Regions from separate parts of the Homo sapiens genome. Here regions 1, 2 and 4 are each linked to region 3. Evidence: chromatin loops called from intact Hi-C (ENCODE). Cell type or tissue: HCT116. All regions are shown on one strand. Region 1 overlaps BCAS3 (BCAS3 microtubule associated cell migration factor). Region 2 overlaps BRIP1 (BRCA1 interacting DNA helicase 1). Region 3 has its middle 15 kb from the start of NACA2. Region 4 overlaps BCAS3 (BCAS3 microtubule associated cell migration factor).

What was found. Hi-C counts contacts between places; a loop is a spot of excess contacts. Peaks named below come from ENCODE experiments on the same cell type or tissue, not always from the same donor. Only the 100,000 strongest peaks of a DNase experiment are listed, where the experiment ranks them.
Region 1: a loop joins it to region 3, with 2.6 times the contacts of the local background. A loop is called at or near these places in 4 of 110 quality-filtered maps.
Region 2: a loop joins it to region 3, with 5 times the contacts of the local background. A loop is called at or near these places in 6 of 110 quality-filtered maps.
Region 4: it touches region 3 in a loop (2.7-fold over the local background); 4 of 110 quality-filtered maps call a loop at or near these places.

What each region holds. Positions count from the first base shown.
Region 1 is chr17:60,984,274-60,992,273 of GRCh38, reverse strand. It overlaps BCAS3 (BCAS3 microtubule associated cell migration factor), which reads right to left. Exons shown (of 24, transcript NM_017679.5): 15 at 2,039-2,303. Among named protein-coding and RNA genes, the nearest start is that of BCAS3-AS1, 150 kb to the left of the region's middle. In HCT116, no CTCF peak of the experiment used is centred here; no DNase peak of the experiment used is centred here.
Region 2 is chr17:61,832,848-61,840,847 of GRCh38, reverse strand. All of the region lies in intron 6 of BRIP1 (BRCA1 interacting DNA helicase 1), which reads left to right. Among named protein-coding and RNA genes, the nearest start is that of BRIP1, 27 kb to the left of the region's middle. In HCT116, a CTCF peak has its summit at 3,448 (motif pointing right); DNase peaks (open chromatin) are centred at 3,447 and 7,087; H3K27ac peaks cover 1,253 bases.
Region 3 is chr17:61,572,036-61,580,035 of GRCh38, reverse strand. No RefSeq gene overlaps it. Among named protein-coding and RNA genes, the nearest start is that of NACA2, 15 kb to the left of the region's middle. In HCT116, a CTCF peak has its summit at 4,971 (motif pointing right); a DNase peak (open chromatin) is centred at 4,965; H3K4me3 peaks cover 447 bases; H3K27ac peaks cover 3,579 bases.
Region 4 is chr17:60,716,037-60,724,036 of GRCh38, reverse strand. The region is part of intron 5 of BCAS3 (BCAS3 microtubule associated cell migration factor); the gene reads right to left. Among named protein-coding and RNA genes, the nearest start is that of BCAS3, 42 kb to the right of the region's middle. In HCT116, a CTCF peak has its summit at 3,096 (motif pointing left); a DNase peak (open chromatin) is centred at 3,076.

The DNA.
Region 1 (8,000 bases), 590 kb after region 3:
TTTACCTATATTTTTTCAGTCTATCTTTAAGCTTCCTACAGAGTGTGTGTGTGTGTGTGTGTGTGTGTGTGTGTGTGTGTGTGTAAGTCATCGGATACTACGAAAGAATGTGTAATGTGGTCAGTACAGAAGCTGAAACAAATTAGGATAGGTACATACTCAAAAGAATTACATAGAAGTACTCAAATACACGTACACACATATTCATAATAGCACTATTCACAATAACCAAAAGGTAGAAACAACCCAAATGTACCTCAGTGAATGAACAGATCAATTGCGTTACATTCCTACAATGGAATATAATTTACCCATAAAAAGGAGTGAAGTGTTAATATATACTACAATGTGGATGAACTTCAAAAACATTATACTAAATGAAAGAAGGCAGAAACAAAAGGTCATATATTCTATAATTATATTTATATAAAATATACAGGACAAGTAACAGTCTACAAAGCAGAGAGTGGTGTTTGCTAGGGGATTAGGAGAAAGAAGAATGAGGAGTAAGTGCTTAAAGAATATGTGGTTTCCTTTTGGAGTGAGGAAAATGTTTTGTAAACAGGTTGTGGTGGCACAACATCATGAATGTACTGTCACATTTACATGGTGAATATTACGTTATGTGAATTTCAGGTCAATTAATAAAATAACAATGACTTTCTGTGGTAACCACAATCTCTCTATATAAGATTCCCCAATCTTGAAAACCTAAAATGGTCACCCATCAAGGGAAATCTGCAATGCTCCAGAAAAGGTGATCTAATGTCAACGTTTTCTGTCGTTCTAGTGAGAATGAAACGGTACAACCACTCCAGTGTTATTTATCAAGGTTAAGATTCAACTACGTTATGATCAAGAATTTCCACTCAAAAATTAGTATACATATTATCCCCAAACCTGAAACCATGCAATGTACATCAGCAGTAGTAGAAAGGATAAATAAACAGAAGTACAATGGAATAAATGAGAGCTGTAAATAAATGAACTAAACCTACCTGCAACAACATAACTGAATCTCACAAATATAATGTTAAAGAAGCCAAAGATATCAAAATATACATACTCTACAATTCCATTTACATAAAATGGAAACAATAGTGTTTAAGGACACTTGCTTAGGAGTAGAAATATTCTAAAAAGTAAAGAAGTGGTTACCATAAAAATGAGAATTGTGGTTTAATGTTATGGAGAAGGTATGCAAAAGAGAGATTCCAATAATGTTCCATTTATTGATTGGGATGATGGTTACACAGCTACTTGCTCTAAGATAAATTACTGAGATACACAGCAGAAATCCCGCCAATCCCATTTTAAAATAAAATGCAGGCTGGGTGCGGTGGCTCATGTCTGTAATCCCAGCATTTTGGGAGGCCAAGGCAGGTGGATCACAAGGTCAGGAGTTCAAGACAAGCCTGGCCAACATAGTGAAACCCCATCTCTACTAAAAATACTGAAAATCAGCCAGGCGTGGTGGCGGATGCCTGTAATCCCAGCTGCTCGGGAGGCTGAGGCAGGAGAATTGCTTGAACCTGGGAGGTAGAGGTTGCAGTCAGCCGAGATCACGCCATTGCATGCCAGCCCAGGCTACAGTGCAAGACTCCGTCTCAAAAAAAAAAAAAAGCAAATGCTGCTCTATCTAAAATACACATTACCCATGACTATTTCTTTCCAACAATGAATATTTCTTAATAAACTATAGTGTCCCATTGAACATAGAATGTTCTGGAAGAGATAAGTAAAAAGGATGTTCAGTTCTCTGAAGTTATAAAAATAGTTCCAAGTTTTATATTCCATAAATATGATACCAAATATCCCTTATATATTGAAACAGGGAGTTAAAATAGCATGGTAAAGATCACCATTACTATACTGGCTCCAATTTATTAAATTATTTAATAATTAAGAATTTCATATAAGCCTAAGATCTTCTTTTTACATGAACAGACTATAACAAGTTTAGTTTTATCCCAGATCTGTAAAAATAAGGACAAAGGGAAGGAAGATTCAAGATAACAGTGGAGACAGAGAAAATTACCATGCAAGGGTGACCCAGAAGGGCTGCTTGATAGACCTGGAACAGGGCTACAGCGACCTCCTTGCTTAGACGTCAGTTCTTGTTCAATCTCTTCCAGTCCAGCACTTTTCTGGAAACGGCTCATGCGATTCACTACTCGTGGTGACATATGTGTACGAACACAAGGCTGGCCACCATAAGGGTTGATGGGGAAAACGTGGGAAGTACCCCGGAGAGTACTGACCACAACCCAGCGACAGTCATGGCTGAAGCAGATGTCCTGTACCTAGAAATGAGATAAGAAAAGATACAAAAATGTCTCAAACTACTTGGATTTTTCTAAGAGTATCACACATCACCAAATATGAATATAAATGATTGCCTCATTACCAAATGTACCTAAGATCAGGTAATAAATAAAAATTTACTCTACAGATGCATTTCACAATGACTGTTGATCAAAACTCCATTAGGTAGAATGTTACTTCAATAGTCAGGGATACAGGATCCTGAAGAGAGGTGAAATGCAAAGAAAGAAGATCTTAAAACACTCAATGCCCTTTGCCCCCCAACACACACACATAACTGATAACAACAATAATTCATGTATCTGCAGTGGCTCATGTATCTGCAAGCTTTTTCTGTAAGAGGCCATATGGCCTTGTAGGATGTAAAAGCTCCACTGTCTGTTGCAGTTACTCAGCTCTACTCTTGGACTGTCAAAGCAGTCATAGAACATATGTAAATGAGTGCAGTTATGTTAAAAAAAAAAAAAAACAACTTTATTTACAAAAAACAAGTGGTGAGCCACAGACCTGAGCCAGGGAAAGTTAATTTGTATGACACTTATCATACAGTGAATAAAGAATCTCCAGTATTTCTGAATTAGCAAATTGAATTTACTACCTTTATCTCAATATCAGTCAACTGGTGACAACTTGAGCAAAAATATCTCCACTTACTTATTTCAGAAAAAAATTAAAGAAAGCTAAGGAAAATTTGATACTGTTATAAGCATTTTTAAGCATAGCCTCTAAAAGGAAGGCAGCTCACAGATACTTAAGTTTTCTACACTGACTAAATTAATTTTCCACCACCTAAAACAATTGTCAAATAGTGTTTTAAAAAATCCAGACAAGAGAAAAAGCACAGTAGAATAAAGATATTTGTGAATGAAACTTAACATGAAAATATATATATGGATACAGTAAAAGCAGTACTAAGAGGGAAGTTTATAGTTATAAGCACCTAAATAAAAAAAAAGGAAAACTTCAAATAAACAATCTAACAATGCATCTTAAAGAAATAGAAAAGCAAGAGGAACCCAATCCCAAAATTAGTAGAAGATAAATAATAAAGATCAAAGCAGAAATAAATAAAACTGAAATGAAGAATACAAAAGATTAACAAAATGAAAAGTTGGTTTTTTAAAAAGATAAACAAAATTGACAAATCATTAGCTGAACTAAGAAAAAAAGAGAGAAGACTCAAATAAAATCAGAGATGAAAAAGGAGACATTATGACTGATACTACAGAAATTCAAAGGATCATTAGAGGCTACTATGAGCAATTATATGCCAATATGTTGGAAAATCTAGAAGAAATGGATAAATTCCCAGACACGTACAACCTAACAAGATTGAATCATGAAAATATCCAAAACCTGAATAAACCAGTAACAAGTAATGCGACTGAAGATGTAATAAGTCTCCCAGCAAAGAAAAATCCAGGACCAATGGCTTCACTGCTTAATTTTAGATGTTTTACCAAATATCTAAAGAAGAACTAATACCAATCCTACTCCAACTATTGAGAAGAATAGAGGAGGAAGGAATACTTCTAACCTCATTCCACAATGCTTTTATTACTCTGAAACCAAAACCAAACACATACATAAAAAAAAAAAAAAAAAAAAAAGAAAAAGAAAAGAAAAGGAAAGAAAAGAAAAGACAAGACCAGACAAGACTAGACTAGACTAGACTAGAGGCCAATATTCCAGGTGAACATTGATGTAAAAATCCTCAACAAAATACTAGTAAACCAAATTCAACAACACATCAAAAAAAAAAATCACAACCAAGTGGAATTTATCCCAGGTATGCAAGGACAGTATAACATACACAAATCAATGTGACATGTTCTATCAAGAGAATAATGGATAAAAACCATATAATCATTTCAACTGATGCTGGAAATACATATGATAAAAATTCAACATTACTTCATAATAAAAACTCTTAAAAAACTGAGTATAGAAGGAAAATACCTCCATAGAAGAAAAGCCATGTACAATGGACCCACAGCTAGTATCTTACTGAACAGGGAAAAACAGAAAGCCTTTCTGCCAAGATATGGAACAAGACAAGGATGCCTACTTTAATCACTGTTATTCAACAAAGTACCGGAAGTCCTAGCCAGAGCAATCAGACAGGAAATAAAAGGCATCCAAATTCGAAAAGAAAAAGTCAAATGAGCCTCGTTTGCAGATCATATGATCTTATATTCAGAAAAACCTAAAGACTCCACCAAAAAACTAACAGAACTGATAAACAAATTCAGTAAGGTTGCAGGATACAAAATCAACATACAACAATCAGTAGCATTTCTACATGCCAAATGTGAACAATCTGAAAAAGAAATTTACAAAGTAATCCCACTTACAATAGCTACAAATAAATAACTAGCGATTAACAAAAAAAGTGAAAGATCTCTACAATGCAAACTACAAAACACTGATAAAAAGAAACTGAAGAGGACACAAGAAAATAGAAAGATATTCCATGTTTATGGATTGGTAGAATCAATATTGTTAAAATGTCTATACTACCCTAAGCAATCTACAGATTGAATGCAATCCCTATCAAAATACCTATGACATTCTTTACAGAAATAGAAAAAAAAATCCTAAAATGTATATAGAGCCACAAAAGACCCAGAATAACCAAAGCTATCCTGAGCAAAAAGAAAAAAAAAAAAAAACCTGGAGGAATCACATTACCTGACTTCAAATTATACTACAGAGGTATAGTAACTGAAACAGCATGGTACTGGCATAAAAACAGACACATACACCAATGGAACAGAACAGAGAACCAAGAAACAAATCTACATACCTACAGTGAACTCATTTTCAACAAAGACGTCAATAACATATATTGGGGAAACATAGTCTCTTCAATAATTAGTGCTGGGAAAACTGGATATACATATGCAGAAGAATAAAAATAGACCCCTATCTCTCGCCATACACATAAATAAAATCAAAATGGATTAAAAACTTAAATCTAAGATCTCCAACTATGAAACTACTGCAAGAAAACATTTTGGGAAACTCCTGAACATTGAAACTGGGCAAAGATTTCTTGAGTATTACCCTACAAGCACAGACAGCCAAAGCAAAAATAGACAAATGGGATCATGTCAAGTTAAAAAAGATTTTGAACAGCAAAGGAAACAATCGACAAAGTGATAACCCGAAGATTGGGAGAAAATATTTATAAACTGTCCATCTGACAAGGGATTAACAACTAGAAAAGAGCCCAAACAACTCAACAGGAAAAAATCTAACAATCCTATTTTAAAATGGGCAAAAGATATGAATAGATTTTCTCAAAAGACATACAAATGGCAAACAAGTATACAAAAATGTGCTCAACATCAATAATCATTACAGAAATGAAAATCAAAACTACAATGAGATATCATCTCCCTCAAGTTTAAAAAAAGGCTTTTATCCAAAAGACAGGTAATAGCAAACGATGGCAAGGATGTGGAGAAAAGGGAACCCTCATACACTATTGGTGGGAATGTAAATTAATACAACCACTATGGAGAACAATTTGGAGGTTCCTGAAAAAACTACAACTAGAGCTACCGTATGATCCAGCAATTCCCCTGCTAGGTATATACTCGAAAGAAAGGAAATCAGTATATCAAAGAGATATCTGCACTCCCATGTTTATTGCAGCATTATTCACAATAGCCAAGATGTGGAAGCAACCTAAGGACCCATCAACAGATGAATGGATAAAGAAAATATGGTATATATACGCAATGGAGTACTATTTAGCCATAAAAAGAAAGAATAATATCCTGTCATTTGCAACAACATGGACAGAACTGGAGGTTATTATGTTAAGTGAAATAAGCCACTTACAGAAAGACAAACTTTGCATGTTCTCACTTATTTGTGGGATCTAAAACGTAAAACAAGGAACTTGGCCAGGCATGGTAGCTTAGGCCTGTAATCCCAGCAGTTTGGGAGGCCAAGGCAGGCAGATCACTTGAGGTCAGGAGTTCAAGACCAGCCTGGTCAACATGGTGAAACCCTGTTTCTACTAAAAATACAAAAATTAGCCTGGTGTGTTGGCGTGCGCCTGTAATTCCAGCTACTTGGGAGACTGAGGTGGAAGAAACTCTTGAACCCAGGAGGTGGAGGTTGCAGTGAGCTGAGATCGTGCCACTGAACTCCAGGCTGGGCGACAGAGCGAAACTCCATCTCAATCAATCAATCAATAAAACAAAATAATAAACTCATGGAGATAGAGAGTAGAAGGATGTTTACGAGAGGCTGGAAAGGGTAGTGGAGGGAGGAGGGGGGAGTAGGGATGGCTAATGGGTACGAAAAATAGAAAGAATGGATAATATCTGGTATTTGATAGCACAACAGGGTGACTGTAGTCAATAATAATTTAATTCTACATTTTTAAATAGAATAAATAAGACCTACTATTTGATAGCACAATAAGGTGACTATAGTCAATAATAACTTAATCATATATTTTTAAATAACTTAAAGAATATAATTGGGACCAGGTGTGACAGCTCACACCCATAATCCCAGAACTTTGGAAGGCCAAGACGGGTGGATCACCTGAGATCAGGAGTTTGAGACCAGCCTGGCCAATATGGTGAAACCCTGTCTCTACTAAAAATACAAAAAATTAGCCAGGCATAGTGGCGCATGCCTGTACTTCCAGCTACTGGGGAGGCTGAGGCAGGAGAATCACTTGAACCCTGGAGGCAGAAGTTGCAGTGAACTGAGATCATGCCACTGCACTCCCACCTGGGCAGCAAGAGTGAAACTCTGTCTCAAAAAAAAAAAAAAAAAAAAAGAATACAGTTGAATCGTTTATAACTCAAATGGATAAATGCTTGAGGAGATGGGTACCCCATTCTTCACTATGCACTTATTTGACATTGTATGCCCGTATTAAAACAAAACTTTTTTTTTTTTTTTTTTTTTTGAGATGGAGTCTCACTCTGTCACCCAGGCTAGAGTGCAGTGGTGCAATCTCGGCTCACTGCAACCTCTGTCTCCTGGGTTCAAGTGATTCTCCTGCCTCAGCCTCCCAAATAGCTGGGATTACAGGCATGCACCACCACGCCCATCTAATTTTTGTATTTGTAGTAGAGATGGGGTTTCACCATCTTGGCCAGGCTGGTCTCAAACTCCTGACCTCAGGTGATCTGCCCACTTTGGCCTCCCAAAATGCTGGGATTACAGGCGTGAGCCACTGTGCCTGGATAAAACAAAACATTTCATGTACTCTACAAATATATATAACTACCTACTATGTACCCACAAAAAATTTTTTTAAATAATTAAAAGAGTGTAATTGGACTGTTTGTAACACAGAGGATACATGCTTGAGGTGATGGATACCCCAATTACCCTGATGTGATTATTATGTACTATATGCCTGTATCAAAATATTTCAAGTACTCCATAAATATACATAACTACTATGTACCCACAAAAATTAAAAATTAAAAAAAAGCTGTATATATACATATCTATGTGCATGAGGCATATTAGCTTCATTATAATAACATGAATTAGGTAAAAGTCCCCAAGTGGTCAGAGAAACACTTTTCAGTGTATTAGGTCTTCAAATAAGACTACATATTTCAGAAACGCACCACAAACAAAAGCTCTAGGTAGCCATCAAAGTACAAGTTTCTAATAGAGCCTGGAATCTT
Region 2 (8,000 bases), 260 kb before region 3:
TGTTTTGGTTACTATAGCTTTGTGTAGTACATAGCGTGGTGCCTACAGTTTTCTTTTTGCATACTATTACTTTGGCTATTCAGGGTCTTTGTGGTTCCATATGAATCTTAGGATTGTTCTTTCTATTCCTGTAAAGAATGTTATTGGTATTTTGATAGGGATTACATTGAATCTGTAGGTTGCTTGGAGTAATATGTAGTTCTTATTTTCATTTTATTTATTTGGTTAACTTTTTTAGAGACAAGGTTTCGCTATGTTGCCTAAGCTGCTCTCAAACTCCTGGGCTTAAGCGATCCACCTGCCTTGGCCTCCCAAAATGCCAGGATTATAGGTGTGAGCTACTGCACCTGGCCTTGTAGTTCTTATTTTTAAATGCTGCTGAAAGCTATTATTAATGTTATTGTTGATAATACTGATCAACATTATAAATTTTGAGGAGTTAGGTTTAGAGTTTAGTAGAAAATTCCTTTTCTTTTTTTTTTTTTTTTTTTTGAGACGGAGTCTCCCCTGTCACCCAGGATGGAGTGCAGTGGGCGATCTCGGCTCACTGCAACTTCTGCCTCCTGGGTTCAAGTGATTCTCCTAAATCAGCCTCTTGAGTAGCTTCTCAAGTAGCACCTGACACCACGCCCAGCTCATTTTTGTATTTTTAGTAAAGATGAGGCTTCACCATGTTGGCCAGGCTGGCCTTGAACGCCTGACCTCGGGTGATCTGTTTGCCTCGGCCTCCCAAAGTGCTGGGATTACAGGCGTGAGCCACGGAACCTGGCCAAAAATTCTTTTGATATCTGTTGAAGATGTTTATGGCTGAAATCTTTTGAGTCTAAACCGCTTGACCATAAGCACATCTACTGTGCCCTTGGTTGAGTACCTTAATTTTAAGCCTAATGCTTTGATTGATTTCTCCTTTTGGTTATGTAGTATGCTGATATATGTTGATCATTGATTATGGTCTGCTCATTGGTAAAATATAGCTGTATCTATAATTGTATATCTGTATCTTTATATCTGTTTTATTTTTAAGCTAGAAATTGCATATTTTCTTCCTTGGCTTTAGGTGGTATAACTCTACATATCTCTAGAAATGGAATAATTTTTCATAAGTGGGTGATTTATTACTCATAACATTAAGATATAGGCCTCTGACAATTTCTCATAAGTCTGAAAACTTCTTGAACAAGTTAAATCTCTCAATTAAATCTAGTCCCTCAAATGATAACATTTCACTAGTGTGACACTGAATTTTTGTTTGCAAGAAGATGTAAGAGATATATGTCATACTAATTAAACATGCATAAAGTAAATTTAACAGACATCAAAGCACTTTTGCAATGCAAAGAACATATGGTTGAGCTCTAATATTTGTTTCTTTTCATGGTAGTCTATGATGAAAAACATGACGTATAAAGTAATTTTATGTGCTTTCTGAAAGGTTATGGGAAAAAAAAACCCAAAAATACATAGGTAAAATGATTTGTATTTTCAACTTTATTTTTTTCTTCCTAACATAAAAATAGGATAAGTACTTATAATAGAAATATAATTATTATAAAATGTATAGTTTTAGTGAGCATGAATGTTTCTCCTTTTTGTATGTTAAGTAAATTTTTAGTAAATTTCTCATGGATTTCTAGCATTAAATAATACATCTAGGTTTTCAGAGAACAAGGACTAATTATTTCCAAGAATGTAATATAAGAAAAAATAATGGGGATATGAGTAGAGGTAATTTATTTAAAAAATGGGATTTTTGGGTGTCATAGGGGAGTAAATATTTTTCCTTGTAGGAAATTACTTTGGTTTCTGCTGTAACATTTCTTAGTCTTTGCAAAGTGACTTATTATAAATCATAAAAGTATTTTCTGTAGATTTTGGGATAGGTGGTTTCATGAAAAGTAGAAGAAAAATAGTTTCATGTGTATTAATGTCGTAAGTTTTAATATTTATTATACAGCAGCTTTTGAAATGAGTTTATTGCCAAAACTTTTGGATAAAGTAATTGAAAAAAAAGTAGTCCATATATTAGAACTTTTCTTATGCTGACAGATCATATGCCTCACTTTTTTTTATATTTTTTTATTTTTGCTTTTTTCTTCAGACCAAAATGCCTCACATTTTATCTGTTGTATTTTAATCTAGACCTTGTAATAATCTTGAATAAGGTAAATTGATAGACTTGGGTAAGTAACTTTTTTGTGAAAACCAGTTCCTTCATATGGAAGGAAAAAGAATGGGAGACTAGATTTAATGATGCTTTATTTATTTATTTATTTATTTATTTATTTATTTATTTATTTATTTTTTGAGAGGGAGTCTCGCTCTGTCGCCCAGGCTGGAGTGCAGTGGCGCGATCGGCTCACTGCAAGTTCCGCCTCCTGGGTTCACACCGTTCTCCTGCCTCAGCCTCCCAAGTAGCTGGGACTACAGGCGCCCGTCACCACACCCAGCTAATTTTTTATATTTTAGTAGAGACAGGGTTTCACCGTGTTAGCCAGGATGGTGGCTCACTCCTATAATCCCAGCACTTTGGGAGGCTGAGGCGGGCGGATCACGAGGTCAGGAGATACGTTATATCTAATTGAATTCTAACACCTTTAAATTCTAAGGACGCTTTTCCTATCTTGCTTTTTATTATATGATACTAGGGAGTACAGTATTTTTTAAATAGAAATATTTATTTGGATTCATAAATTAATGGTTTAATTCTCATCCCTGCAAAGGTGTGTCTTAGTCTTCACGTTTTTCAAATCTGCAGTTGCATTACTTTTGACAAACCTTCTTCCATAAATTAAATGGTAAATTAGTTTGATGATTTCTGTTTTCCCCTGAATTTGACATTAAACTTTTTAGGTTCTTCAAATTTTCTTAGTTTTTATGAAAATCATTTAGTTTCCACCTAGTGGATTGGAGAAGTAGATTGTTGTCTCTTTATTTTTCTATCATTTCTAGTCTCCTAACTCTCTTTTCAAGTCGGAAGATAGTGTCAGTACCTTTTCTTATATAATTAACTTTCTGGTGTCCCCTGCTTGATCCCTTTCCTTACAGTTCAGATTTATTTTCTTAATCTGACAATTCATATGTCAAAGTTCTAGTGAAGCATCTGTCTCCACATGGTCAAAATATAGTTAAGAAAAACATTGTTTTTTAGAATAGTATGTTAACGTTTTGATATTACTTTGTTCTATCATTCATAATCATTTTCTCTAGATTTATTTATATTCTGTTCTTTTTTTAGTAAATCCTCACAATAGCCAGGGTTGTCTTCAGATATATTCTTATGCTTATACCTGCTTTTTATTTATTCATTAAATAAATGCTAACATTCTTTATATACTTTAATTAAAGTAATTATATTTGATTTAATGTAGCAGTAGCATATTATTTTAATTCATAACTTGGGCCTGGTGTGTGGAAGACACTTGGGTCCAGCAGAGTGCGCTGTTGACCTTCTTACAAAGTGTTAACACTGGGGCGATCCTTAGGCTATTTTTCTTCCTTTTTCTTCCTCCCATACCCCATTTTTATTTCCTTCCTTCCTACCCTTCTTTCTTTTACTTTATGGTTTTAATTTACTTTTATTTAAAATAGCTATTTAACATAACTGCATATATATGCTGATACTGGTGCTTACTGTGTTATGTGCCAGACACTCTGCTAAGCACTTTAGAAATATTAATTCACCTGGCAAATACAGGTTCATGTGAGTTGATGCTTATTGTCATGTTCTTTTAACTTTTCTTTGGGTTTGACAGTTTTCAAAATAAAAGAATTTAACTCAATCTTTATAACAACCGTATCAGGAAGGTATTAATATTTTCCGCAATTATAGCTGAGGAAACTGAGCCACAGAGTATTTGAATAACTTGTTCATGTCACAAACCTGGTGAGTAGAAGCTGGATTAAAACCCAGGCAGTCTGGCTCTGGAATTGATCCTCTAAACCACCTCACTATTCTGTCTCTGAATAAACTCTTCCAGATGACTTTTTGATGACAGTTCATTTTTATACTGTTACAGGTCATATTATATGCATTACCATGCAGGTTATTTATTCAAGATTCGTCCCTTTTTTAGTGTCTCAACACCAAATCTAAGCATTTACAATGCTTACCCAAATTTATAATTATTTATTTATTTGTAGGTTTAACTGTTTTTTGTTTTGTTTGTCTCATTACCAGACTGACCATAAGGACAAGTGTAATGTCTCTTTTTTTCAGTTTTTTATAACCAGCATCTGGCACAGAGCCTGCACCTAGTAGCTACTTGTATTATTTGTTGAATAAATGAATGAAAAAAATGGCCATAGTTAAGTAGATGTATGATTCACCACTGTTTCTTGTAGCTTACAATTTTTACTCAGATCCTTATACCTAAGAGGGTATGACAGTATTGTTAAATACAGGTGACTTAATGCAGATTTAAAAATAGTTTTTGGCCAGGCATGATGGCTTATGCCTGTAATCCCAGCACTTGGGGAGGCTGAGGTAGGTGGATCACTTGAGCCCAGGAGTTTGAGATCAGCCTGGGCAACATAGCAAGACCCTGTCTCTACAAAAAACAAACAAACAAAATTAGCTTGGTGTGGTGGCTCATGCCTGTGGTCCCAGCTACCAGGAGGCTGAGGCAGGAGGATTGCTTGAGCCCGGGAGGTAGAGGTTAAAGTGAGCTGTGATCATGCCACTGCATTCCAGCTTGGGTGACAGAGCAAAACCTGTCTCAAAAAAAAAAAAAAAAAAAAAAGAGTAATAACATTTTTTGAAAAACCTTTAACATTATAAAAACCAATACAGAATAAAAATTAAAATGTTCTCCCTTATGTTAACCCCATCTCCCTTTCTGCTTTCCAGAAGGAAACACCATGAACACTTTCATGAGGATCTTTCTAGATCCGTTTCTATAAATTTATAAGGATATTTTTAATAGTTCTTTTACAGTTTTGTTTGTGCATTTAACTCTCTTGTTTATGGGATTTATTTTCATGCATGTATGAGGTCAGGCTCTAATTGCATATTTTCCCAAATAGTTGATCAGTTGTCCCAGTGTCACTTAATCATTTTTCCAGTTTTGAAGTTTTGCTGTTATCATGTACTAAATTGTTATATGTACTTGGATTGGTTCCTGGACTTTTTTTTCTCTTTAATTTTTTTTTTTTAACAGTATGTGTGAAAAAATATGTCAAAGAATTCCACTTGGCTTCAAACAGAAAAGCAGTAGACCCCTGCCCTAATTCTATTATTCACCAATTCCCACTATCTGAAGTAAATAATTTTCAATTATTTATCCTTTGTATTCTGATAGTTTTTGAAGTAGCATGCATATTTTGCTTTTCTCTTGAGTTTTCGGTTTTAGATACTTTCTGTTGTCTTCCTCCTATTCTTTTCTCCTTTCTCATTACTTCTACCCTTCAGCCTGCCAGCATTTGGTATTTGTATTGTTATAATTCTATAAATATTTAAACTTATTACAGTTCTTTCCCCAAACCAGTATTTATTTTTTTTGGTGCTAGTAGTTGTCTTGTCCTTTGCTTAGTTTCCTATGTACCTGTAACTATTTATCTCCAAACTCTCTGTTAGAAAGTAAAATCTATCAGTTCATTTAAATACATCAGGTCAAGATGTCCATATTTTTAGACTTTCAATATTTAGTGGAAATAATGAAAAATACTCTTTTATATTGAATTAAATTTTATATTTCTAAATAACTTTTTTCTGAATATAAAAGCATCATCTAAGAGAAAATTTGGGAACCACCAAAATGTGTACTTAAATTATTAACATTAATCCTTAATTAAACTGTCTCCTCAATATCAACCCCTGATATTCTGCCTGCTGTCTATTCTTAAGTGCGCACATGTGCGTGCACACACACATGCAATGTTATCTGTTGCTGTAACAAACCAACCATTTATTTAGCTTACTGTTGTGGGGGTCAGCAATTTAGGGTGGGCTCAGCTGGGCATTTCTTCTGCTGATCTCAGGTGGCCTACTCATGTGTCTGTGGTCAACTGCAGGTCAGCTGTAAGTCAGCAAGGCAGCCCTGCTTCAGGGAGTTGATTGGTAGTCAGCTGGGACCATGAGGTGGGTCTCTCTCATCATCTAGCAGGCTAATTCTGGTTTATGTATATGGTGGCCTCAGGGTTCCAAGAGCAGCAAGAGAACAAGCCCCAGTGTACAAATGCCTTTTGAGTCTGTTTGTGTCAGGTTTGCTAATGTTCCAGTCACCAAAAGCAAATCACATGACCAAATCCAGACTCAAGGGGTAAAGCTCACATCTTGGTAGGAAGAGCTACAAAGTAACCTTGAAAGGGAGCTTATATACAAAGATAAGTAGAATTTGTTGCCATTTTTGTTACGTAGTATATATTACATATATACCCAGTATCAACTGAGTATATATGTAAACATTTCCACCATAGAGAACACTACTATGTTTTCTCCAGGCTCTCAAAAAAATCGTAATTATTGGGCCGAGCGTGGTGGCTCACTCCTGCAATCAGGTGTTGTACAGAGCTCAACCCCTGTAAAGGGGTTGATACTGTAGTATATATTACATATATTTGTTATGTAGTATATATGACATATATTACACATATATTACATATATACTCCCTCCCCACACACAAAATTAGGATTATAGTATATAGCTTTTATTTTTCACCTAATATATCACGGTCATAGTAAAATTTAGCAGGTCTATTTTGATGGATACTTTTTTGTCGTAATCTTTTTTCCTATGCCAGTGGTTGGCAAACTATGACCCATGGGCAGAATACAGCCTGCTGCCTGCTTTTATAAATAAAGTTTTTTTGAACGCATTTTACATTTGTTTATACATATTGTCTGTGGAACTTTTGCGTTATAACAGTAAAGTTGAGTAGTTGTGACAGAGACCATATGGCTCACAAAACCTAAAATATATACTCTGTCTATTTATGTATTTTTCTTTTCTTTCTTTTCATGTTCAGCCAGCAGGAAAATCTCTGGCCTTTTAGAGAAAAAGTTTGCCAGCCCGTTCTATACTATTGTAATCTTGGTTAAGTTAGGCCAGAGGTTAGTGGAGTTAGTGTGAATCTCTTGCCTTGTCTGCAAATTTGCCTAGGGGTAGGATGATAGAATGGATGACTAATTGCTTGAGTATGTCCTTCAGCTCCAATAATTATGGCTTTTTTTTTTTTTTTTGAGGTGGAGTCTTGCTTTGTCACCCAGGCTGGAGTGCAGTGGTGCAGTTTTGGCTCACTGCAACCTCCACCTCCTGGGTTCAAGCAATTCTCCTGCCTCAGCCGCTCGAGTAGCTGGGATTACAGGTGCCTGCCACCATGCCTGGCTAATTTCTTTTATTTTTAGTAGAGACAGGGTTTCGCCTTGTTGGCCAGGCATGTTTCGAACTCCCAACCTCAAATGATCCGCTTGCCTTGGCCTCCCAAAGTGCTGGGATTACAGGAGTGAACCACTGTGCCTGGCCCAGTAATTATAATTTTTTGAGAGCTTGGAGAAAACATAGTATTCTCTATGGTGGAAATGTTTAATTCTCAAAAGTTTCAAATCTTCTTTATCATATTGAGTGAACTTGGTGAATATTTCAGAGAAAGTTGACAAAATTCAGCCACTCCTCTAAGTTTTCTTGATGTGTAGATACATTAATGAAATAAATATGTATAGCAACCCATCCGACATGAGTGTAGCTATTCAGTGGTGATAGTATCTGCAATTGTCATGTAGAACGTTTTCATTCATGGATACTGGGTGTGGAAAGATAACTTTACCTTTGAAAACTACTTCGTTAATTGACCAACTGTCTGCCCAGTAAATTTATCTTTCGGTTATTTTAGCTTTTTAAAAGTTTGGCTGTCACAAAATTATAGAGAAATTGGAAGTACAATCCAAATATCTTTTTTTATTGAGCCATTTAAGAGTATGTTGTTGCCCTGATGTTCCCTCACCCTGAAATACTTTAGTGTCTATGTCTTATAAGCAAAGACATTCTTATACATAATCACAATAT
Region 3 (8,000 bases):
CTTCCTGAGATCTAGTCAGGAAAGGCTCATCTTCATTGCAAATGCTGGAACGTGAATCACGCTGACAGAAGAAGACAGGGTTCTTCTAGTGGCCTTTTTATTTCAAAGTATAAGCAACAGGGGGAAATTTCTCTAGAGGTGGGACTCAGGAATTTTGAAATCTCCCTTCACAAAGTCTCATCTTTAAATGAAAATTTCCTCTTAATAGTTCACTAGGACCTGGCTTTTTGTTTTTGTTTTGTTTCGTTTTGCTCAAAACAATGTTTTGTTATCCTTTTAGACAGTTGCTATTATCTTTAAAGAGTTTGCCATCTTTCCAGATCTATGTGTGACAACTTTGGTTAACTTGGGGTTTTGTGGAATGAGGGATTACAGCCCCTCGTGCTTTTGTGTGAGTTTAGATGATGGTATAGTCCAAAGAGATAACACGACTTCACCATGTGTAGTAAAACAGGGACTGACTTAAATTAGGAAACCTCACAGGAGGCAACTAGAGGAGCCCCTTCCCCTGAACTGAGTTTGGGAGACATATGCAGTTTGCTTTTAATTGGTGTGGTCTGATCAAGCAAATCAATTGAATGAAATATTTACAAGCTCTAGAGTGAATGATATTCTTTAGACTCTCAAAGAACGATATATATAGTTAGCTACTAATTATGTGTGATTCTGTAAAAAAAAAAAAAGCACTTGGCAACAACATCAGAAATTATGGCATTGGATAACGTGATGTAATGTTAGGGCATCGGAAGCCAAAGCCCTTACATACTTTATTCCAATGGTAGATTCTAATTATATTTTCTGGATTTGTTTTTGATCAATTAGCTCATATTATGTTTGTTTTAACAGTATTTATTATTTTTAATAATATTTATTAGAGATTTTTCTACTATAAAAGCAATACATATTTTTTCATTAAAAACATGCATAATATAAGAAAAACCACCCATATTTTTATGCCCCAAAGACAACCAACATATTTTTCTGTGCATGGGTTTTTACGTTTTTAAAAAACATACCATATATACAATCCTATATTCTGCTTTTTAAACTTCACATTGTCACATAAAAAATGTTTGGTGTTAAATTCTTCTTAATTTCCTTTTATTAGCCTACAGTGGTAATTATCAAATGAATATACTATGGTATTGTTAGCTATTCCCTTGTTGATGTTTATCACTTTATCATGAGTACTACTGCAATGAACACTTCTCTGCAAACTTGTGTCTCTGCATCTTGGTTTACATTTATATAATTGGCTACCAGAGATAGAATTATTAGATTATTTTATAAGAACATTTTAAAGGCTCTTGATAGAAATTGTGCGTTTTCCAGGACGATTGTTTCAGCTTACACTCTCTAACAGAGCACGATCCTGTTCATTTCATGGCTCAATCACATGGCTGATTTCTGAAACTCTCTTGAGATTTCATGAGGCACAATGGAATTTGGAAGGAGATGTGGCTGCTGTTTGATCTCTTCCATAACTCTCCTTAACACCTCTCTGTCCAATTTTCTTCATTATGAGATTAATTACAAAATATCTCGCAAAACTGTTGTGTAAAAAAACCCAGTAAAAATAGATGGAAGATAATTCATAATTTAAAAATACTTCTTAAGTACCTGCTGTATGTGGGATTATGATGAATACAATTTTTTTTGATGGGGGACACCTAACAAATTTTAATTTTCCCCAGACGATAGTTGTTTAGGGAATGAGAGGATGAAAAGCTTTGGTCAGGGAATTAGGAGACGCATTCTCGATCTGGCTCTTTCACTAACTTGCTGTGTGACCTTGGGTAAATTACTTAACCTCTTCGGGTCTCTGTTACTTCATCAAGGATGGCATTGGATTTAACCAGATTATCACTAAAGTGCTTCTGACTCTAAGATTCTTTGATACGATCAGAACCATTTTTTCAGAAAAGAATGAATCTTCTAACTACTCCTCCTTTCAAAATCCAAATGGAGAGTGCATACAATATTTATTTCCAAAAACTTTCAGTGAGTGCAAATCTGTATTGCTGTACTGGGGTAACTTTCATGTTTTATCCAGACTTTTCTTTAAAGAAATATCATGACCTTTTCCTGATCTTTTTGTCAGTTAAACAAAAGCAGATGAAAGTTGTAACAAAGAATCCTTTAAAAATACAAATATACTGCAGAATGTGCCAAATTATACCCTAAGCTATGTAGTGTAATGGTCACTGGTTTCAGTGGGAATTTCACACAAATCTTTGAAATCAGAATTTGAGGCTTGTAAATACAGCACAAAAGATATCCTACTCTGAGCAAATAGCATCACTTTATCTGGGCTGCAACGAACACTTTGTTTATTTCATTTTTGTATCTACTCTAAAATACTGTGCTAGCAAGGAAAAAAATTATGTATTATTTCCTACAGAATATTTAGCTAGACGTGTTCTTTAAGTTTTGCGGCCAGGTGCAATGGCTCACACCTGTAATCCCAGCACTTTGGGAGGCCGAGGCGGGTGGATCACAAGGTCAGGAGATCAAGACCATCCTGGCTAACACGGTGAAACCCTGTCTCTACTAAAAATACAAAAAATTAGCCGGGCGTGGTGGCGGGCACCTGTAGTCCCAGCTACTTGGGAGGCTGAGGCAGGAGACTTGAACCCGGGAGGCGGAGCTCACAGTGAGCCGAGATCACGCCACTGCACTCCAGCCTGGGTGACAGAGCAAGACTCTGTCTCAAAAAATAAATAAATAAATAAAATAAAATAAGTTTTATTGAGATATAATTCATATACCATAAAATTCACTCTTTTTAAGGTATACAGTTCAGTGGTGTTTAGCATATTCAGGGTTCTACCACCATTACTAGAGATATGTGTTAAATACATAAAATGAAAATATCTGGACAGTGTAACTAGTGCTTGTTTCTGTTTTTGGATCTGGTATTATGTATAGGCCCTTTATTTTCTATTCAATACCTTGTTTGATTGTAAAAATTTAAACCATTCAGAGTTAATAAACAATTGGATATATGTTATGGGCACAGTTTTTGTTTAATTTGAAATCTACCATCTACCAAATCCTACTTGGAAATATTTTGTTTATATAACAAAAATAATAGTAAAATGTGTGTTTGGTGGTTTTATAATACAATGAAAGATGAGTAAGATGCTTGCAAAAGTTTATATGTTTCTGAATGTATTTTAAGTATTTAGAGTTATTTGAAATTTATGCTTCCCTCTATAGACATAATTCTAATGGATAATTAAAAATATCATGCCCAGAGAAAAATACCTGAAGATGACAGAAGGATAATAATTGTCTTTTCTCTTCAAGGCAAGGAAAAAAACCTGCTTATATCTTGAGAAAGCATAGGTATGATTCAAAGCAATAAGTAATAATTATTAAGATATTTCTATTTTATCCCGAGTATTTCAAAGGATTGATTATGAGCTAACTAGATTTTTCTGCTTAACCTTTTGCTTTGCAATAAAATTGCTACCAATTTTTTCTTAACTATTTTATAAACAAGCTGAAAAACTTGCTTCTGTACTGAATGACTTTCTAGTAATATGTACTACCAAAGCTATAAAAACATAAAGCTACCATTTTTAATTTAGATTTTCTCCATAACACTAAATAAGCTTTCCAATTTGACATCTCATTTTTCTTCTCTAGTCCATCTCTTAGGAGCTAAATGGGTTGTCACAAATTATTCTCCTACTATTCCATTTGAGAAATTGATACCCATTTTACAGATAAAAATTTGAAGTAAACCTCTCACTAGAGAGGTAAAAAGAGGAGACTAATGTTCTTGCAAGGACCTCAGTACAGATCTGAACAATAAGAATCTCTAAGTGTCTGCACAGATTACTTGAGATGACTTTGAATAAGTCACTTAACCCTTACATAACTTATTTTTCTCATCTGCCAAATGAGAGAAAAGAGTGGTTTAGTTATATGGCTTACGATGACCGAAAGTAGTTGTATAACATCAAGTAATTGTGTATGTTCTGTTGCTGGGAAGGATATCAACACACTAATATTTTTAATATAACCTATACATTTCCTGTGGTATTTTTATTCACATTTGGGAAACTAGTCAAACTCAATGTAAAATACACTGAGATGCTATGAAGGTATAAATAAGATAATTCAGATGATGATATTTTAAGGAGATTATGAACATTGATTTTTATTATTTTGTTCTTTGATGAGAATTGAGATATAGGAGGAGCAAACTTAGCTTGCGGAACATAAGATGACTCATAATGAGACAAGAAAAATTTTTTAAAAAGTGTGGGACAGAAGAGATCAAATGCTTCGCTGAAAGAAAACAAACTTGGAAACAAGTTAAAGATGGAAATGGTAGACATGTGTTTCATTTTTGTGAAATTGGTTGGTTATTTCTGGAAGGGTTGCGTGTTTTATAAATGCAGTTTATGTATTGGTTGGATGCTAATTGTTCAACCAGAAAAAAAAAATTTTCTAGAAAAAAGACTGATGCCCTCTGCTGTTATCTTATTTTCTTCTGCCTCTGTCAGAACAGAGGGAAAGGGCAAAACCCAAGGCAAAGTGGTCAGAGGGCAATCCTGTGAGTGACATTTGAAGCCAGCACCCCGGGGGCTGAATTACCTGCCTATGAATGACTGTGCCACAGCTTCACCCAACTGCCCTCTGAAGTGAGTTCGTAGCATCATCCAAGTACATGAACATCATTCTTTTGAAAAAGTTCCTGTAGTAATACCATCTAGAAATGTGTGCCATGGAACTTCAGGAAAACTCATATCAAGTGGAAGCATCTTCTGTATGAAATTTCTCTTGAACTGAAACTAAAATGGGTTCCTTTGGTAACCGGGAGAAATGTCTGCCAAAAATTCTTTTGGCACTAACGAGTACGTCCCTACTCAGGAAAGCAACTTGAAAGACCATTTAAAACGTGTGCTGGCTGGCCGGGCCTAGGATCAGTATTTGTTCAGATTATCAAAACATATGGAAAGTCCTGGCTGCAGATGGCAGCATCACACTAATGCATCCTTTCCAAAGCCTCCCAGGGCTGATGTGTGAGAAAGAGCCATAAAAGCTCTTTGGTGCCCGGAGGACTACAGTTCACTCACTTTAAAAAACAGCCAGAAGTTTTCATTTTTGGGAGTGAAAACTTGCCTCGACTCTGCAGGCATCCATTTCTAAAGTCGCTGTGATCAGACTTATTTGTGGGGCTTGGGAGACAGACACGATGAATGTGTATTTTATTAAAGCTCAATTGTAGGGCCCTTGAAAACACAGATTTGTCAGCATTTCACATTAATAGGCTTTTTATTTGTTTGTTTTTCTTCCTGATTTATAGACAGCACCCCATTATAGAGGCAATATATCTTCATTTAAATAACTTTCAAGTTATTTATGACTGGCAAGGACTTTGAGGCTGGGGTGTTTTACTTTGTTTTATTTTTATTAAGAAGTTCATTCTGGTTCTAGGGATAACAGTAGAAATAAAAGCAATTTAACAGAGTTCCCTGGATGATTGAAATAATCTGAGTTAATTGCATGACGGATCCAAATTTTTCAGGAGAATGTTTTCATTTCCAGCTATATTCTAACTTAAATTTATAATGAAAATGATACGTATCAATAAATGATGAAAGCTCATTATGTGACAGATACTATGTAAGACTCTTTTATGTCCTATTTCATTTAACTCTTGCTACACATCCATAATTATTCTCACTTTGCATCTGAGGAAGCAAGGGCAAAGAGAATCAGTGACTTGCCCAAGATCTCACAGCTCATGATGGTAGAGCCAGGCTGAAACGCAAGAGTTTTCATAAGATCAGTTCCTTCAGAGCCATGCCAGCTTCTTCTCTGAGGAGAAAGACAGGCTAGTAAGTAGGGCAGGAGAGCTTCAAGACCGAAAGTGGATGTGACTTGTAAGCACTTGAAATGGGTGGTGGGTGATTTTTAAAATTTGTTTGTTTCTTTATTCAACAGATACTTATCGAGTGTTTTGTATGTACCAGGCCCAGGATAGGAATGGAGGAAACACCAAGATCATCTATAATACACAGTTCTTGATCCTTTGTCATCCACAAGGGGAACCCAGCACACACACAGGTCATTGAAATATGGGGCACTCTGTCACTGCATTTAGTGCATTGTATTATACAACAACACGGGGACCCAGAGAAGGCAGACCTTACCTGGGGTAGAGGAGAAAAGAAGCATCCTGAAGGAGATGAGGCTTCAGTTGAGCCTGGTGAGCTAACCTGGCCTATTGGAAGGGATGGAGGAAGGGCATTCCAAACAGAGGGGCAGCAGAAACCAAAAACAGCATGGCATGCACCTTAAGTGTCAACCAGCTGCCACACTAAAGTGCACAATTTAGAAAAGAATTGTGTCAAGTTCAAAGGGAAGCATCAGAGTCACCATTCTCATCAACCCCTTAATTAACCTAAAAACTGTTATAATAATGCTAAATCTCAAGGTCAATTATACGGCACCCTCAACCACCAAAAGTATAGTGAAGAATCTGGGAGGGGAAAAAATACAAAAACTAACATTTATTGAATACTATTCATATCATCTCAGTCACTGATTCCCATTAACCCTGTGATGTTAATATTAATGTACCTTGGCCGGGTGCAGTAGCTTACACCTGAAATCCCAGCACTTTGCAAGGCTGAAACAGGTGGATCACTTGAGGTCCGGAGTTCGAGATCAGCCTGGCCAACATGGTGAAAACCCATCTCTACTAAAAATACAAAAATTAGCTGGGGGATGGTGGCGCACACCTGTAATGCCAGCTACTTGGGAGGATGAGGGAGGAGAATTGCAAGAAGTTAGGAGGCAGAAGTTGCAATGTACCTGTTCTATGATATGTCTTTACAATGCTAAGGAACTTGCTCATAGTTAAGCAACTAAGAAACGGCAGGGTCAGGGTTGAGACCCTGGTGACTCTAAAGCCCGCGCTCTTTTAATGGTTTCTTTCCTTATAGGACCCCCAAGAGGAGCATCTCAAAATCTGTGTACTGTGACTTTCTTATGCACTTTACCCATCAGAAAGTGCCTCAAACTCTAACTCCGGTGGTTTACTTTTATAAATCACAAAACTATTCCCATTGCCAAGTCCTCATCATCTCACATATTGATTAAAAATCAACCTCCCAGCTGGATGCGTGGCTCATGTCTATAATCCCAGCACTTTGGAAGGCCCAGGCAGGCAGATCGCTTGAACCCAGGAGTTCGAGACCAGCCTGGCCAACATTGTAGAAACGCCGTCTCTACAAAAAACACAAAAATGAGCCAGGCGTGGTGGTGCGTGCCTGTGATCCCAGCTACTTGGGAGGCTGAGGTGGGAGGATTGCAGTGGGAGGATTGCTGGAGCCTGGGAAGTTGAGGCTGCAGTGATCTGTGATCACACCACTGCACTCCAGCCTGGGTGACAGAGAGAGACCCTGTCTCAAAAAAAGAAAAAAAGAATTAACCTTTCAACTCCCTCTGTCCTCAGTCTCACCACTACCAGTTCAGTTTTTTCCTAAAATAGAACTAATCACATCATTTTCCAAACAAAAATCTTTACTGCCTTCCAGTTGCCTTCATAATAAAGCTCAAACTTCTTAGCATAGTACTGTGTTCATGGCTGTTCTCTTAACCCTGCGCTCATCTGTCTGTTTCTCTCCTTTTTATTTTTATTTTTTTTATTTTTTGAGACCAAGTCTTGCTCTGTCACCCAGGCTGGAGTGCAGTGGTGTGATCTTGGCTCATTGCAACCTCTGCCTCCCAGGTTCAAGCGATTCTCCTGCCTCAGCTTCCCGAGTAGCTGGGATTACAGGTGTGTGCCACCAGGCCCGGCTAATTTTTGTAATTTTAGTAGAGACAGGGTTTCACCATGTTGGCCAGGCTGATCTGGAACTCCTGAGCTCAAGCAATCCACCCGCCTAGGCCTCCCAAAGTACTGGGATTATAGGCTGAGCCACAGCGCCTGTTCATCCCACTACCTTTTACCATGACTGTAGTGACACTGGACTACT
Region 4 (8,000 bases), 860 kb after region 3:
AAGAAAGTGAAAAAGTAGGCCGGGCACGGTGGCTCACGCCTGTAATCTCAGCACTTTGGGAGGCCAAGGCAGGTGGATCACAAGATCAGGAGTTCAAGACCAGCCTGGCCAATATGGTGAAACCCCGTCTCTACTAAAAATACAAAAAAAATTGGCCAGGCATGGTGGCGGGTGCCTGTAGTCCTAGCTACTCAGAAGGCTGAGGCAGGAGAATCACTTGAACCTGGGAGGCAGAGGTTGCAATGAGCCGAGATCGCACCACTGCACTCCAGCCTGGGCAACAGAGCGAGACTTCATCTCAAAAAAAAAAAAAAAAAAAAAAAAAGAAAGAAAGTGAAAAAGTAACAATAGCTATAAAGTAGACTATTGGGACAATGGATGAAATTTGAATATGAACAATAGTTTCCACAATACTACTGCATCAAATTTAAATGTCCTGGGCTTGATGACAGTGCTATGGCTATATATTTATTTGTAGGAAATTATACTAAATAATTTATGAAAACAGGCAAGGCACAATGAATGGCTCATGTCTGTAATCCTAGCACTTTGGGAGGCCGAGGCGGCTGGATCACTTGAGGCCAGGAGTTTGAGAAGAGCCTGGCCAACATGCCAAAACCCCGTCTCTACTAAAAATACAAAAAATTACCTTGGCATGGTGGTGCATGCCTGTAGTCCCAGCTACTCAGGAGGCTGAGGCAGAAGAATTGCTTGAACTCGGGAGGCAGAGGTTGCAGTGGGCGAAATCACGCCACTGCACTCCAGCCTGGGCAACAGAGCAAGACTCCATCTCAAAAATAATAATAATAATTTATGGAAATTATGGTTCAGAAAATATATGCATAGATACAGAGACTGAAAGAATGACAAAGCAAATAAGGCAAAATCCGTAATTGGTGAATCTCCACAATGAGTAACAGGAATACCTTATATACATTATAAAATTTTCTGGAAGTTTGAAATTTATTGCAAAATAAAAAGCATTTTTTGAAATAGGGTCTTGCTGTGTCCTGTGTCGCCCAGGCTGGAGGGCAGTAACGTGATCATAGCTCACCACAGCCTTGATCTCCTAGACTCAAGTGATCCTCTCCCCTCAACCTCCTGAGTTGCTGGAACCACAGGCACATGCCACATTTTTGGTCAAGACAGGGTCTATGTTGCCCAGGGTGGTCTCAAACTTCTAATCTCAAAGGATCCTCCCACCTCCTCCCAAAGTGCCAGGATTACAGGCATGAGCCACTGTGCCCAGCCTAAAAAGCATTTTTTTTTTTTTTTTTGAGACAGAGTCTCGCTCTGTCACCAGGCTGGAGTGCAGTGGCGCAATCTCGGCTCACTGCAACCTCCACCTCCCAGGTTCAAGTGATTCTCCTGCCTCAGCCTCCAAAATAGCTGGGACTACAGGTGCCCACCACCATGCCTGCCTACTTTTTGTATTTTTAATAGAGACGGGGTTTCACCATGTTGGCCAGGATGGTCTTGATCTCTTGACGTCGTGATCTACCCACCTCAGCCTCCCCAAGTGCTGGGATTACAGGCATGAGCCACCGCACCCAGCCCCCTAAAAAGCATTTTTAAAACCTCACAGAAGATATCAACACATCCGCAACAGAATGGCCAAAATCAAAAAGACTGACAATACCAAGTGCTGCTGAGGATGCAGGACAAACAGAACTTCCACATAATTCTGGTGAGAGTACAAAGTTGGCAAAAACACTTTTGAAAACTATTTGGCAGTACCTACTGAAGGTAAACATGTACTTATCCTATGACACAATAAATCTACGCCTAGGTCAACACCCAAGACAAATGAGTGTTTACGTACACCAAAAATTACCATTTTTTGTTTACATCCATGAAAAATTACCATATATAAGAATTTTCAGAGCAACTTTATTAATAATACTCAAAAACTGGGAACAAAAATGTCTATCAGTCATATAATGGATTTTTCAAAATTTATTGTATTCATATGATAGATACAACACAGCAAAATTAATGTTACACACAATAGCATAAAAACAAATCTTACAGTCATAATGTTAAGAGACAAGCCAGAACATAAGAGCATACCTTTTAAATCTATGACCATATTTCTTAGACATTCAAGAATAGAAAAAAAGAATCTATGGTGATAGAAGTCAGAATAGCAGAATAATGGTTACTTGGAGGTGGAAAGAGGGTAGTACTGCCAAGGAAGTGGCACAAGGGATTCTTTTGAGGTACTGGAAATATTCTAGATCTTAATCCAGGATGATGGTTAGAAGGTTATATATATATATATTTTCAGTCTGTACACTTCAGATTTGTGCATTTTACTGTATGTATATTCAATAACATTTATCAGAAAAAAATTGCATTCCACAGACTTATAAATCAGCTTAGGTCCAAATAATATATTGTTTTAGAGTAGAAAATCATCAAAAAGATCTCAAGTAAGAAAGAGTCCAACTTACAATGATAAATTTCAAACTCACAGTAATGTCTACTGCCTATGTCAAATCAACAAGAGTCACGCCACTATTCGCACACAGGGAAAAATTAAGTTTCAGATGCAAGAGTTCTCTGGAGTGATACTTTAAGAAACATACTACAGGAAAAGATATTTTAATCCACCAATATGGTTAAATTCCAGAAATTACTTCAGTATTACTCTTCATTTCTGCTTTTATTCATCCATAACAACCAATGTCCTCCCACTGTATCTACAGTCTAAGGATCCACCTATTCTCTTTCCAGGAAGAAGAGAATGCACCAAACAAAATAAGGTCCTATTCTCAACAAAGGCAATTTTTTTCACTGGACTTCATCCATATTCAACCTCTCTCTGCTTGCCAGTGTACCCAAATCACTAACTTTATATTACTCCCAAATGAAACCCATAAAAACTGTTTCCTGGCTAACAATCTTAACATGGCAAGGTCTATTGGCACCCAACCTCTAATAAATAGTAGACTAATTGGCATTTACCTCAAGAATGCCCTTGCATATTTGCTCTAAAGCTTTTAGTGTATAAAAACTACACAAAAAGCTTTAGGGCAAAAATTTCCTTTCAAGGAGCAGCCGCACTTTTCTTAGCTCAATGTGGTAGCGACACCTAGTGTTAGGTCATTGAAGTACCGCATATACACAGCTCCAAGAAAACACTACAAATACTAACTTTTGAAAAGAAAATACAGTCATCTCTCTGTATTCACATGGGGTTGGTTCCAGAATCCCTGTGGACACCAAAACCTCCAATGCTTAAGTCCCTTTTATAAAATGGCATGGTATCTGCACATAACCTATGCATATAAAACCTATGCACATCCTCCTATATACTTTAAATCATCTCTAAATTACTTACAATACCTAATACAATGTGCTATGTAAATAGCTATACTGTCATTTTTATTTGTGTTATTTTTTATTGTTGAATTATTTTTTACTTTTTTCCCAAATATTTTCTATCCATATTGACTGAATGCACGTATTCAGAATCCATGGATATCCAGGGCCAACTGTATACTGTTTCACACAATACAACTGCCATATTTTAGGTGATGTAATAAATATATTCTCCATTTTTTAAGAAAAAAATAAGCATTTCAAAAGAAGATAAGACGCTGGGCGCAGTGGCTCATGCCTGTAATCCCAGCACTGTGGGAGGCCAAGGCAGGAGGATCACTTGAGCTCAAGAGTTCAAGATCAGACTGGGCAAGATGGCAAAACCCCATCTCTACAAAAAAATATATATATACAAAAATCAGTTGGGCATGGTGGTGCACACCTGTGGTCCCAGCTACTCGGGAGGCTGAGGTGAGGGAATCGCTTGAGCCCAGGAAGCGAAGCCGTGATTGCACCACTGCACTCCAGCCTGGGTGACAGAGCAAGACTATGTCTCAAAAAGAAAAGAAAAGAAAAGAAAACTAAGTTGCCATTTAAACAGATAGCAAAAAGTATGCGAAAATATCAGAAGACTTTTACCACTGAAACTTTAAGTGAGAACCCTTTATTACTTATAAGACAATATGCTATACAATTTTTGCTTTACATGATTTTTAACATAGTGTAAGTCTAATAATCAAATTCTATTTCTGCTAAAATGATGCCATCTTTCATACTAAGCAGCACTGGTCCCCAGGTCAAGACTCTGGAAACATCTTTAACTTTCTTCTCTTCTAAACGTCTAACCACTTACCATGGTTTTTGGTAATCCTCTCACAACAACAAACTTAGTTCAGGCTCTCAACATCTAACATTTAGACAGTGTTGAAATTCACTCCTAACTAGCCTTATAACCTTTTCTTTTCTCCTGCTATTCATCCCACTGCAACCACAAAATCAATATTACAGACAGCTTTTGGAATGTATGTTACCAAAAGATTCTCAACGAGTCCAAATTATTATGGCTGAAAGAATAAGTTCAACTCCTCATCCTGCAATTCAAATCTCCTCCTTGAAAATTCTGTATCTTATTCTCATGACTACAAAGAATGTATAATGCTAAAATGAATGTTAATAATCACAGAAATGTTATTTGTGTGAAATAAAATAATACATGATTGCATGTCTAAACATACTCATCAAAAACTCCTTCTCCAACTGGATGTCTTGATGATAGTGTTTTTCAAACTGTTTGTCATAAAAGACGAATTATTTTTTGATTTTTCTAAAAGTTGGCACAAATGATACTTCTGTAAACTATATACATATGTTTGGATAGTGTGCACTGGCGAATACTATAGGTTTTGAAAGGCTTACTCTCATTTTCTGCACTTTACCTTTTTGCTGCCAATAACAAACGATTCGCTATCACCAGTTTATGGACCAGCAACAGTCTATGGTTCACACATTTAAAACCAAACTCACTACCTTTCCACCCAAATCTGCTCTTCACATACCTTTCTTATTTTTAAAAGTGATATTACCTCTATTCAAAAATCCTCCAATGGCTTCTACAACTAAGTTTTTTTGTTTGTTTGTTTTTGTTTTTTTTGAGACAGAGCCTCGCTCTGTCGCCCAGGCTGGAGTGCAATGGCGCGATCTTGGCTCACTGCAAACTCCGCTTCCTGGGATCACGCCATTCTCCTGCTTCAGCCTCCCAAGTAGCTGGGACTACAGGCACCTGTCACCATGCCTGGCTAATTTTTTTGTATTTTTAGTAGAGACTGCGTTTCACCATGTTAGCCAGGATGGTCTCGATCTCCTGGCCTCGTGATCTGCCCACCTCGGCCTCCCAAAGTGCTGAGATTACAGGCGTGAGCCACAGCACCCAGCCTACAACTAAATTTTTTAATGGGCAAAAAAATTATACAAATAATTGCTAAAATATATATAAATGGCCAAGAAACATGAAAAAGTACTCCACATTATTAGTCATCAGGGAAATGGTAATGCTAAATGAATCCTCAAGGTATCACCTACCAAAATAGCTAAAATTTAAAAGATCACAAAAATTCGCCAGGCATGGTGGCATGTGCCAGTAATCCCAACTACTCAGGAGGCTGAGGCATGAGAATCAACTGAACCCATGAGGTAGAGGCTGCAGTGAGCAAAGATAGCATCACTGCCCTCCAGCCTGGGCAACAGAGCAAGACTCTGTCTAAAAAAATTTAAAAACTAACCAAATATTGAACTCTAGTTAATTATATGCATGCAAAAGTAGTTAGGGGAAAGCATGTTGATGTTTGCATTTCCTCTGAAATGCAATGAATAAGATGGATGTGAGACAAAGTACAGTAGGCAGCTGTATGAACCCCTTCTGGTTCTGAGGGTTGCCTGAAAAAAAAACTGGAAAAAAAAAAGTATAGTAAAATTTTAAGGGTATATTCTAGTTGAGGGGTCCCCCAATCCCTGGGCCAGGTACTGGTTACAAACCAGGCCTCACAGCAGGAGGTGAGAAGCAGGCAAGCAAAAGCGAAGCTTCAACTGTATTTACAGCTGCTCTCCATCGCGCACATTACTGCCTAAGCTCTGCCTCTTGTCAGGTCAGCAGCAGCATTAGATTATCATAGGCGCGCGAACCCTAACGTGAACCGCGCATGTGAAGTGTCTAGATTGTGTGCTCCTTATGAGAATCTAATGTCTGATGATCTGTCACTGTTTCCCATCACCCACACATGGGACCATCTAGCTGTGGGAAAGCAAGCTCAGGGCTCCCACTGATTCTACATTATGGTGAGTTGTATAATTATTTCATTATATATTACAATGCAATTATAATAGAAGTAAAGTGAACAATAAATTTACTGTGCTTGAATCATACTGAAACTATCCCCACCCTGTGGAAAAACTGTCTTCCACAAAACCGGTCCCTGGTGCCAAAAAGGTTGGGGACTGCTGCTCTAGATGGCGGGTATAAGTAATTTCACCGTAAAAGTCCAACTTTGCTGTATATTTGAAATTTTAGATGTCCTTACAAGGGCGAAAACAAAGCCCTAGCCAACTGCTAACTCTTGGACATAATCTCTTATTCTTTGCTTTGCTCTCCTAACTCCAGCTAAACTGCCTCCTTGCTGTTCTTAAATATAAGAAACATATTCTGCCGGGCATGGTGGCTCACGCCTGTAATCCCAGCACTTTGGGAGGCCCGGGAAGGCAGATCACTTGAGGTCAGGGGTTCAAGACCAGCCTGGACAACATGGCGAAACCCCGTCTCTACTAAAAATACAAAAAGTACCCAGGCGTGGTGGCGCATCCCTGTAGTCCCAGCTACTAGGGAGGCTGAGGCAGGAGAATCGCTTGAACCTGGGAGGTGGAGGTTGCAGTGAGCCAAAACCACGCCACTGCACTCCAGCCTGGGTGACACAGAGAGACTCTGTCTCACAAAAAAAAAAAAAAGAAGAAGAAGAAGAAGAAAAGAAAAAGAAAGAAACATATTCTGCACCTCAGAATGTTTGTACTGGCTTGGAGTGTTCCTCCCTCAAATACCCATATGGATAACTTCACACCACTATGTCACTGGGTCTTTGAGAGGCTTTCCCAGACCATCGTATATAAAAGAGCAACCCACAGCAACAACAACCACCCTATCTATCACCATCTAACATGATACATATTTATTATCTATCTTCCCCACCTACCAGAATGGAAATTCCACAAAGAGAATGACTTTGTTTTGTTCAGTGTTGTCCCAGCACCTTCAACACAGTCTGGCATGTAATAGACAATTAATAAATCTTTGCTGAGTGAAAGAATTAATAAATATATGGGGTAAGTATAACTGACATGGCTGGAAAAGAATGTAATTTGGAAAATCTATTAGGAGCCTTACTTTTATTGATCTCTCCAAATTATATGACCATAAAGATATTTATCTCAATATTATTATTATTTTTTTTTTTTTGAGAGGGTCTTGCTCTGTCACCCAGGCTGGCGTGCAGTGGTGCACAGGTCACTGCAGCCTTGACCTCCTAGGTTCAACTGATCCCCCTGTTTCAGCCCTAATTTTTGTGGTTTTGGTGAGATGGGGTCTCACCCAAGCTGCTCTTAAACTCCTGGCCTCAAGCGATACACCACCCTCAGCCTCCCAAAGTGTTGGGAGTATAGGCGTGAGCCACCATGCCCAGCTACAATGCTCTTTAAAGAGAAAAAATTTAAGAAATCTAAATCAATTTCTAACTATGGAGAAAAGAATGCTTTCATCTCAGAGCCTCTGTTTAGTGTTTATTGTTCCAGTCTTACCCTAAGTATTTTTTAGCTTATATGTCACTTCCTTGTCCTAACATGTCATGCTTTTTTTCATATTACAACTTAAGTTGTATATCCATTTATTTTTATTTAAATCTCTCTCTCCTACTAGCTCCATGACAGCAAAGACCACATCTATTGTGCTTACCCCTGTATATCCCAGACATGTGCTGAATAAATGAACACCGTTTAAATCTTCATAGTTCGTGGCTGTGCGCGGTGGCTCACGCCTGTAATCCCAGCACTTTGGGAGGCCGAGGCGGGCACAGCACAAGGTCAGGAGCTCGAGACCAGCTTGACCAACATGGTGAAACCCCGTCTCTACTAAAAAT